2 separate regions of the Homo sapiens genome follow, and region 1 is linked to region 2. The links are chromatin contacts, found by Hi-C or POLR2A ChIA-PET in ENCODE. All regions are on one chromosome and are shown on one strand. Each heading gives the region's core, a stretch centred on a gene start or an enhancer-like site at or near the end of the contact. The rest is flanking DNA. Distances are from core to core; before and after follow the strand shown. Region 1 holds the start of NKAIN1 (sodium/potassium transporting ATPase interacting 1). Region 2 overlaps NKAIN1 (sodium/potassium transporting ATPase interacting 1).

What was found. Hi-C counts contacts between places; a loop is a spot of excess contacts on that map. ChIA-PET counts read pairs that join two places held with the same protein, here RNA polymerase II (POLR2A). Pooled maps may share reads with other maps.
Region 1: a loop to region 2 is called in a map of dorsolateral prefrontal cortex, with 6 times the contacts of the local background. The contact joins the promoter of NKAIN1 here to the enhancer-like site in region 2. A Hi-C loop is called at or near these places in 5 of 168 maps with a recorded cell type or tissue (Panc1, dorsolateral prefrontal cortex, head of caudate nucleus and 1 more) and 4 of 50 pooled maps. POLR2A ChIA-PET finds 5 or more read pairs at or near these places in 8 of 52 experiments (Caco-2, GM12878, H1 and 4 more).

What each region holds. Positions count from the first base shown.
Region 1 is chr1:31,238,611-31,242,912 of GRCh38, forward strand. NKAIN1 (sodium/potassium transporting ATPase interacting 1) reads right to left here and starts at 1,277. Exons shown (of 7, transcript NM_024522.3): 1 at 884-1,277. The coding sequence starts at 937.
Region 2 is chr1:31,179,237-31,183,317 of GRCh38, forward strand. It overlaps NKAIN1 (sodium/potassium transporting ATPase interacting 1), which reads right to left. Exons shown (of 7, transcript NM_024522.3): 5 at 3,294-3,354; 6 at 2,624-2,705; 7 at 509-2,476. The coding sequence ends at 2,467. Among named protein-coding and RNA genes, the nearest start is that of NKAIN1, 59 kb to the right of the region's middle. RefSeq lists a silencer at 2,378-2,627. Within about 2 kb of position 2,540, at least 2 of the 41 ENCODE cell types and tissues checked have a DNase peak (open chromatin) inside an H3K27ac peak, as active enhancers do.

The DNA of each region.
Region 1 (4,302 bases), core at 27-2,526, 58 kb after region 2:
TGAGTTCCCTATGCTGGGGCTAGGCACAGTGTCCTCAGATGCTCTGGTCCTCCCTAGGGCACCCAAGTGTCCCCATCCCCACTGTTGCTGGCCCCGGCAGAGGAGCTGCTCTGGTGGGTGGAACTGATGACTGATGGAACCCCCATGGCCACAGCGGCCAGACCAAAGCAGGAAGTGTGGTCCAGGCTGGGTCAGGCTGGCCCAGGATCTGGCAGCTCCTGGTGACCCTCTCCAGGGAGGTGGCTCTCCTTTCCCAGGACTGCCCGGTCAGGAAGGTGAAGGGAGGCAGAAACAACACAAAGGATTGGAGGGTTCTTGGAGTCTAAGATCCCAGAACACAGATGAACATGGGCCAGAAATGGTCAGCGATTTAGAGACACACCAAAGAGAAACCCTGAGAGACACACGCCGGAGCAGAGACTTTGTGAGAAACGCTCACACAGGGGTGGTGATCAGAGGCAGAGACCCAGAGGAAGGGAGAGACCCATGCAAACGAGGGATCTAGAGGGAAACACACAGCAGGACCTCAACGGATCCACAGATCAGCCTCAGACACACCCCCAGTCCCAGCAAGCCACCGTCCCACAGCGCATCCCCCAACAGGAGGCCACTTGTACAGTGCGGGCGGGCCGGGGACTCGCGCACAGGACGCACTTGGGGACCGGAGGAGCGCCGGGCACAGCAGCGAGAAGCGCACACAAAGAGACAGCCCGGCCAGCGGGAGCAGGCTCCGCCCGACCGCTCCGAGACTCCAGACCACCCCCCGCCCGGGCACACGCACCAGACACACACACAGAGACACACGCAACCCCACCCGCACGCCCTGGGACCGCGCCCCGCCGCGCCCCACCCTGCCCCGACTGCCTGGGCACGCGACGCTTACCAGCTGCAGGCAGCAGAAGGCGACCAGCGTGCAGCGCCCGCTGCACTTGCCCATGGCTCCGGGGGCTGCGCGGGCCGCACGCCGCGGCGCCCTTCTTGCTCCGCGGCCGCCGCCTGCTCGCGCCGCGCGGGCTCCACGTCCTCCCCGCTGGGCGCGCCGGGCGGCGGGGCCGGGCGCCTAGGGCCGGGCCCGGGAGTGTCCGGTCCCCAAGGCTGGGGCCGGCCGCCCGCGCTCCGAGTCCATGGTCCGTCCGTCCGCGCGCTGGCCCCGCCGAGCCGCGCCTCCTTTGTCTAGCGGGCCGTCCGTCAGGCGCGCCTCCTGCCCCGGGGCGGCTGGCGGGGAGCGCGGAGCAAGGAGAGCGAGCCCCGAGCGCGGCGCAGCGCAGAGCAGCACTGCCCAGCTGGGGCAGTCGCCCGGGCTCTCGTCGGCCGCGGCTTCCCGGCCCCACCACGTGGCTCCGCCGCCGCCACCGACAGGGAGGGAGTTGGGGGGAACGGCAGAGGGGTGGGGCGGGGGAGCCGCCGGAGGGGAGGGGAGAGGGATAGGGAGGTGGAGGGTTGGAGAGGCAGGGAGTGAAGTGGAAGAGTGCGTGCGGGCTTAGGGGACAACAGCCCTGAGTCAAATCCAGACTTTGCTGCTCACTCGCTGTGTGACCTTGGGCAAATCACGTCACCTCTCTGGACCTGTTTTCTCATGAACAAAGTAGGAATAATTATGCCTCTTTAGTGTAGATATGAAGATGAAATGCAGTCATGTGAATAAAGCGCTTAGCCCTGTGCCTGGCCTCCTGGCTTGGAACACTTTTTTGTCCACCCTGTCTCTAGGGCTCCAGGGTTCCAACTTGGACTTCTAGTTCTATTTACGTTCCCAGATCTGCTCCTCACCCCAGCCTCTCCCCTGAGTGTCTGGCCACATTTTTCGCCTTCCTTCTTTCCGTCTACTGGCATTTATTGAGCCCTGACTGCATACACACCCCTGGGGGCCCTGCGAGCCAGAGATGAGACCTGCAACACTGTTCCAAATCCCGTAGAGCTGCACCGCCCAGGGAACAGATAGGCTCCCAAGAGCACGCCAGTGAGATGGGTGATGGCAGAGATCTGCCCAGGTGGAGGTAGGGAGCCCCTACCCTGGGCTGCAGTAGGGACAGAGTCAGAAGTTTCCCAGCAGAAGATTGCCTTCTCCAAGCCACCCCCAAAAGCCCTCGAACTGGACACATCTCAAATCCACATAATCATTCCTGTCCCACTCCTAACTTCCTATATTCACCTTGGCAATTAGCATCACCCAAGTGGAATTTCCTAGGTCATCCTCCAGGCTTCCCTACAATTACATCTGATCTGTCACTACATTCTATAAACTGTACTTTCCAACTAACATTTATGAAATACCCACTATGTGCCAGGTTCTCTGCTGGGGATAAGGGAACAAAACCCGACAAAATCTCTGCCCTCATTGAGCACACAGTCTAGTGAGGGATTGTCATTAAAACAAGGAAATATACAAATAAATACGCAAAGTTCTGATGAATACTCTAAAGAATATTAAAGAAGAAACGTGGCACGGTGGCTCACACCTGTAATTTCAGCACTTTGGGAGGCTGAATCAGCTCACTGCAACCTCCACCTGAGTGGAGATCGGCCTCCCAAAAGTGAGTGGATCACCTGAGTTCAGGAGTTCGAGACCAGCCTGGCCAACGTGGTGAAACCCCATCTCTACTAAAAATACAAAAATTAGGCAGGGATGGTATCAGGCACCTGTAATCCCAGCTACTCAGGAGGTTGAGGCAGGAGAATCGCTTGAACCCGGGAGGTGGAGGTTGCAGTGAGCCAAGACCATGCTATTGCACTTTAGCCTAGGCGACAAAAGCGAAACTCTGTCAAAATAAATAAATAATAAATAAAATACTAAGGGAGAAAAGAGAGAATGAGAGGGGCATAATTTAGGTTTGGGGACCAGGAAACACCTCTTTGAGGAAACGAAACTGATACTGAGACGACAATAGGAAGGAAGGAGAGGCAGGGGAGTGAAGAGTGTTCTGGTGGAAGAAACAGAAGGTTCTTATTCTTTCCCTTCCTCTCCACTCTCACTAGCCCTCTTGATTCGAGAGACAGGAAGTATGGTAAGATGTAGGTTAGGACCCGTGGTTTTGGACCCAAACGGCCTGGGTCCCGGTTCCAGCACTGTCACTTGTTTGCTGCTCACATAGTAAGCATGCAAATAAATGTGTCACTGTTTTCTTCCAGGACTGGCTACATAGTTTGGGGGGCCCAGCACAAAATGAAGATGCAGCACTTCTTGTTAAAAAATTAAGAATTTCGGCCAGACGCAGTGGCTCATGCCTATAATCCCAGCACTTGGGAGGCCTGGCCAGATGACAAGGTCAGGCGTTCGAGACCAGCCTGACCAACATGGAAAAACCCTGTCTCTACTAAAAATACAAAAAATAATTAGATAGGTGTGGTGGCACATGCCTGTAATTCGCAGCTACTCAGGAGGCTGAAGTGGGAGAATTGCTTGAACCCAGGAGGCAGAGGTTGTGGTGAGCTGAGATCACCCCACTGCACTCCAGCCTGGGGCAACAAGAGCAAAACTCCATCTAAAAAAAAAAAAAAAATTAAGAATTTCAAGATGGCAACACAGCAGAGCGTGAAGTCAAGAACATGCAGGGGGCCGGGCGCTGTGGCTTACGCTATAATCCCAGGACTCTGGGAGGCCAAGGCAGGCGGATCACTTAAGGTCAGGAGTTCAAGATCAACCTAGCCAACATGGCAAAACCCCATCTCTACTAAAAATACAATAATTAGGCCAGGCGTGGTGGCTTATACCTGTAATCCCAGCACTTTGGGAGGCCAAGGCGGGCAGATAATCAGGAGATCGAGACCATCCTGTCCAACATGGTGAAACCCCATCTCTACTAAAATACAAAAAATTATCCAGGCGTGGTGGTGCATGCCTGTAATCCCAGCTACTAGGGAGGTTGGGGCAGGGGAATCGCTTGAACCCAGGAGACGGAGATTGCAGTGATCCAAGGTCACGCCACTGTACTCCAGCCTAGTGACAGAGTGAGACTCCATCTCAAAAAATAAAAATTAAAAAAATACAAAAATTAGCTGGGCGTGGTGGCATGTGCCTGCAATCCCAGCTACTTGGGAGGTTGAGGCATGAGAATTGCTTGAACCCAGGAGATGGAGGTTGCAGTGAGCTGAGATTGTGCCACTGCACTCCAGCCTGGGTGACAGAGTGAAACGGTGTCTCAAAAAAACAAAGAACAGAAAACAAAACATGCAGGGTCCTGTGTGACTGCAGAGGTCACATGCCCATGAAGCCAATTGTGTCTTCTCCCTGGACTTTAAGGTGGGTCTCTTTGGCCGGGCGTGGTGGCTCACACCTGTAATCCCTGCACTTTGGGAGGCTGAGTC
Region 2 (4,081 bases), core at 1,290-3,789:
TTTGGGAACCCACTGATTTTGTTTGACCTCTGCTTTTTTTTTTTTTTTTTTTTGGATGAGTATAGAGAGGGAGAGTGAGTTGCCTAAAGCTACACACCCAGTCAGAGTTACAGGCCAGTGCCCCAGGATTTGTTTCTTTTTTATTGTTTTGAGATGGAGTCTTGCTCTATCACCCAGGCTGGGGTAGAGTGGCGCCATCTGAGCTCACTCCACCTCTGCATCCCAAGTTCAAGTGATTCTCCTTCCTCAGCCTCCCGGCCCTGCCTAATTTTTGTATTTTTAGTAGAGACAGGGTTTCATCATGTTGGCCAGGCTGGTCTCAAACTCCTGACCTCGCGTGATCTGCCCACCTCAGCCTTCAAAAGTGTTGGGATTACAGGCATGAGCCACCGTGCCTGGCCACCCCAGGAATATTTGATAACATCAACATCAAATCATTCCTGCCTGCCCTCATGCAGGGACTTCTCACTTAGAAAGTTCTATAGACCCAATGGGCAGGACAGGAAGATAGAGAAGAAAACACCATCTTTAATCAACCCGCCTGCACAGAAACCAGGAGAGCACTCCCCTCCTTGCAAGGTCCCAGTGAAAAGAGAACCTGGTCCCCTTGCAAAAACCATCTTATAAAAACAAAAGGCTTCAAAGCACCAGTGGCTACACCCGTTGAGTAGAAAGGGGCTTGGGGGAGAGTTGGGGTGAGAGAGGTGAGGGCTGGAGGCAGGGCTGGCCCAGTGAAGGGCAGTAGCTTAGCCTGAGGGAGCTGCCCCCCTCTCAAGCTGTACCCACCAGCTGGGAGCTCCATGCCTGTGGGGGCCAGAGGAACTCCTGGGCCTGGCTGCTTGCATTTGGGATGGTGGGGTGGGGTTGCCAGCCTTGCTCAGGATATTTTGGCCTTAGAGAGTAGGGAATGATAGATTGGAGGGTAGTGGGAGAGGAGCGGAATGGTCACCACAGACAGGCTCAGGTGTGCAAACCATCTGCACCATCTGGGTGCCCCCCAGTTCCTCCATGTCTCCTGCCCTCCTTTCTAACCCAGGGCCATGCCTCTTTCACAGATGAAATGCTGAGACCTGATCCTCTCTCTATGGACGCACCAGGCAGTGCGTGGGATGCAGCGTCCTCAGGAGTGTCTGTGGAGGGAGGTGGGGAAAGTGTTCTCACCTCTACTTGCCCCCAAGGAAGGGTGAGGGTGCTGGCAATCCCGACTCCCCGACTACTCACACCCCCATCTGCCCCTTCAGAACTCCTTCTGGGCTTGTTAGAGGAGGCTTCTGGCCATTGGATTGGTTGTAAATGCTGGTGATCTGTAAACACTGGAGTCTGGGCAGCGCTGACCAGCATTGCTCCTCTCTGAAACCACAAGCCTTCCAACTGGTGAGGTGGATGGAGCCGTCAGGGGTGAGTGGAGTTGTGGAGGTGATGGGGATACAGTAGAACCAGCCTCAGGGACCTGGAAGGGGGTGGAGTGACTGAGTTGGGGCCCCACTTTCCTGGAGGAGAGAGCTTGAAAGATTTGCCAAGGGTGGACAGAGGCTGAGTGTAGGAAGGCTTCTCTGTGGGTGGGGCTGAATTTGGGGCTTCATCCATCCAGTTCCCAATAAGAGAACGAATGGGTATATTGCTTTAAGAGAGGCATTGGCAAGTGGTGGTGGTGGTGTGTGAATATGGTGGAGACCACATAGGTCCAAGATGGAGGGGGGCTTGGAAATGGAACTCAGAGAGCAGACACTGGGTTTTACAGTCAGAAACTGCAGAAAGTACACTGTGTTCAAGGCCCACTTCCACCAAAAATCTAGCTGTGTGGCCTCAAGCAAATCACATCTCTGGGCCTCAGTTTTAATGTACTGCAAAATGAGAATTTTAATCCCAGTCTAGCTCAGGGAATTGAGTTAAATGAGAAGTCTAAAAGAGTCCATTTGCTAAGGGATTAATTACTTGAGGTGCGGAAACCGAGGCTCAGAGAGGGCAAGGGCTTTGCTAGACGTCACAGTCAGTGATGGACCTGCGATTAGAACCCAGGAATCCTGCTCCTAGTTCACAGTAGCTTTCCCCAGAGCTGGTGAGTGAGTGTGGTGGGATGGGATGGGTCTGATGTCCTGCTGTTTTTGGACAGGGGGGCAGGATGCTGGGTGAAGAGTGAAAGGGAGAGGCTGGAGAAGAGAGGAAGGCCCCAGCTCACGCCAAGGCTGAGATTAAAAACAAACAAACAAAAAACAAAAAACCCGTGGTGCCCCTCCCCCGCCCCGCCCCACTCCTCCGAAGTCCGGGCTGCGAAGAGCCAAGCTCAAATCCAAGTCCAAGTCCAAGTCCACGTCCAAGTCCGCATCTCCAGATGCAGACGCGGGGTTGGGCACAGGCTGCAGTGAGCGCGCGGGCCACCAGGGGGACACGCCTGCGCCTTGGCCCGAGCTCGCGGCAGCTGCGGTCAGCCCAGGGCGAGGCGCCGGGGTGGGCGCGGGGCAGAGGCTACCCCGACCTGCGGGAAACAAAGGCAGGTTAGGGAGAGTGGATCCCAAAAGTATGGGGGCGGAGAGACCCGGTTGCCCTGCCCACTCCTCCATCCCCTCCTTTTCGCAACCCCGACGCCCAGGCCTCCCCAAGCCAGCAGGGGGCCGTGACCCACGTGTACAGAGGCTGCAGCTGTAAATGCGACGTCTTCTGGGGCGCCTGGTATCCGTAGGAGTCAAAGCCGCCGATGAAGTCAACTGCGGAAGAGGGGCGGCGCATGTTAGGGATCGGCGGCGGGGGCGAGGAGAGGGAGACTGGGTCCTGAAGGGGAAGAATCTGAGGGCAGGACTCCCACCCTAGGAAGCGGAGCCAGAGAAGCCATGAGGAGGGGAGGGGCGAGGGTCAGACCCCGTGCAGGGCCTGGGGCGGGGCTTCGGCTGGACCCTGAGGGATGGGCCTCTGGGGGTCTGGAGGCGGCGAGGCCGGGCCAGCTGAGGGTCAGGCCCCAGTCCTTAAGGCTTGGGCCTGGGAGGCCGGGCAGTCCTATGGGAGAGAAGGCTCTCAGGGGCGGGGCTAGAGCCTCTAAACGGGACAAGACCTCTGATGGGGTGGGGCGAGATTGGGGAAAGGGGGTGCTGGGGCCAGGGACTGGGCACCTGGACGTCTGGACCCCAGCCTGGAACGGGCTGGTATGCAGAGCCTTCCATACCAGCCGCCTCTTCCCCTCGAAAGGGGCCCGTGGCCGACCCTGGGCTCCCTCCCGCCGGGGCCAGTCACAGGCCTCTGTCCAGGGTGCTGAAGGCGCAGGGCCAGATTCCCCACTTCCCCAGGGGCGCCTTACTCACAGCTGTCCTCCTCCTCCAGGAACACTTTGCTCACGTAGCAGGCGAACACGAAGCCGAACAGCTGGGAGTGGAGATGACACGTCAGGGAGGAAGGAGGAGTGGGAACCTCTTCCTCCGCCCCCTGCCGGGCCCTGTACGCTCTGACTGGCAAGGGAGGAGGCATGCCAGGATGAAGGCAAACCGTAACAACTTCCAATTAAATGTTTTCACCTTAAAGTCAAACATACATGGTCTAACTCTTCTGAAAGTGTAACTTGAGACAAGTAATCATTTTACCTCTTTGAGCCTCAGTTTTCCCACTTGGACTTGGGCAATACCTTATGGCTTGTTAAGAAGAAAGAGGATTATGTGACTTTGTGGGTACAAAGTGCCTAGGACAGGGCTGGCCCTTCTAGAAACAGGAACTACTCCTATCTTGGAGTTTCTTTCTTTCTTTTTTTTTTCTTCCCTTCCCTTCCCTTCCTTTCCTTCTTTCTTTCAGACAGGGTCTCACTCTGTCACCCAGGCTGTAGTGCAGTGCTGCAATCATGGCTCACTTCAGCTTCAACCTCCTGGGCTCAAGTGATCCTCCTGCCTCAACCTCTCAAGTAGCTGGGTCCACAGGCATGAGGCATCACGCCCACTGGGGTCACTTTCTTATTCTCACAACTCTGAGGCTGGTATTGTCATTCTTTTTTGTGAATAAGGAAACAAGCTCCGAGAAGGCAGGTGACTTGTCCAAAGTCACATAGTGGGTGTATTGAGCACTTAAACCCAGGATTGATTCATAGTCTGATGCCTCATCCTAC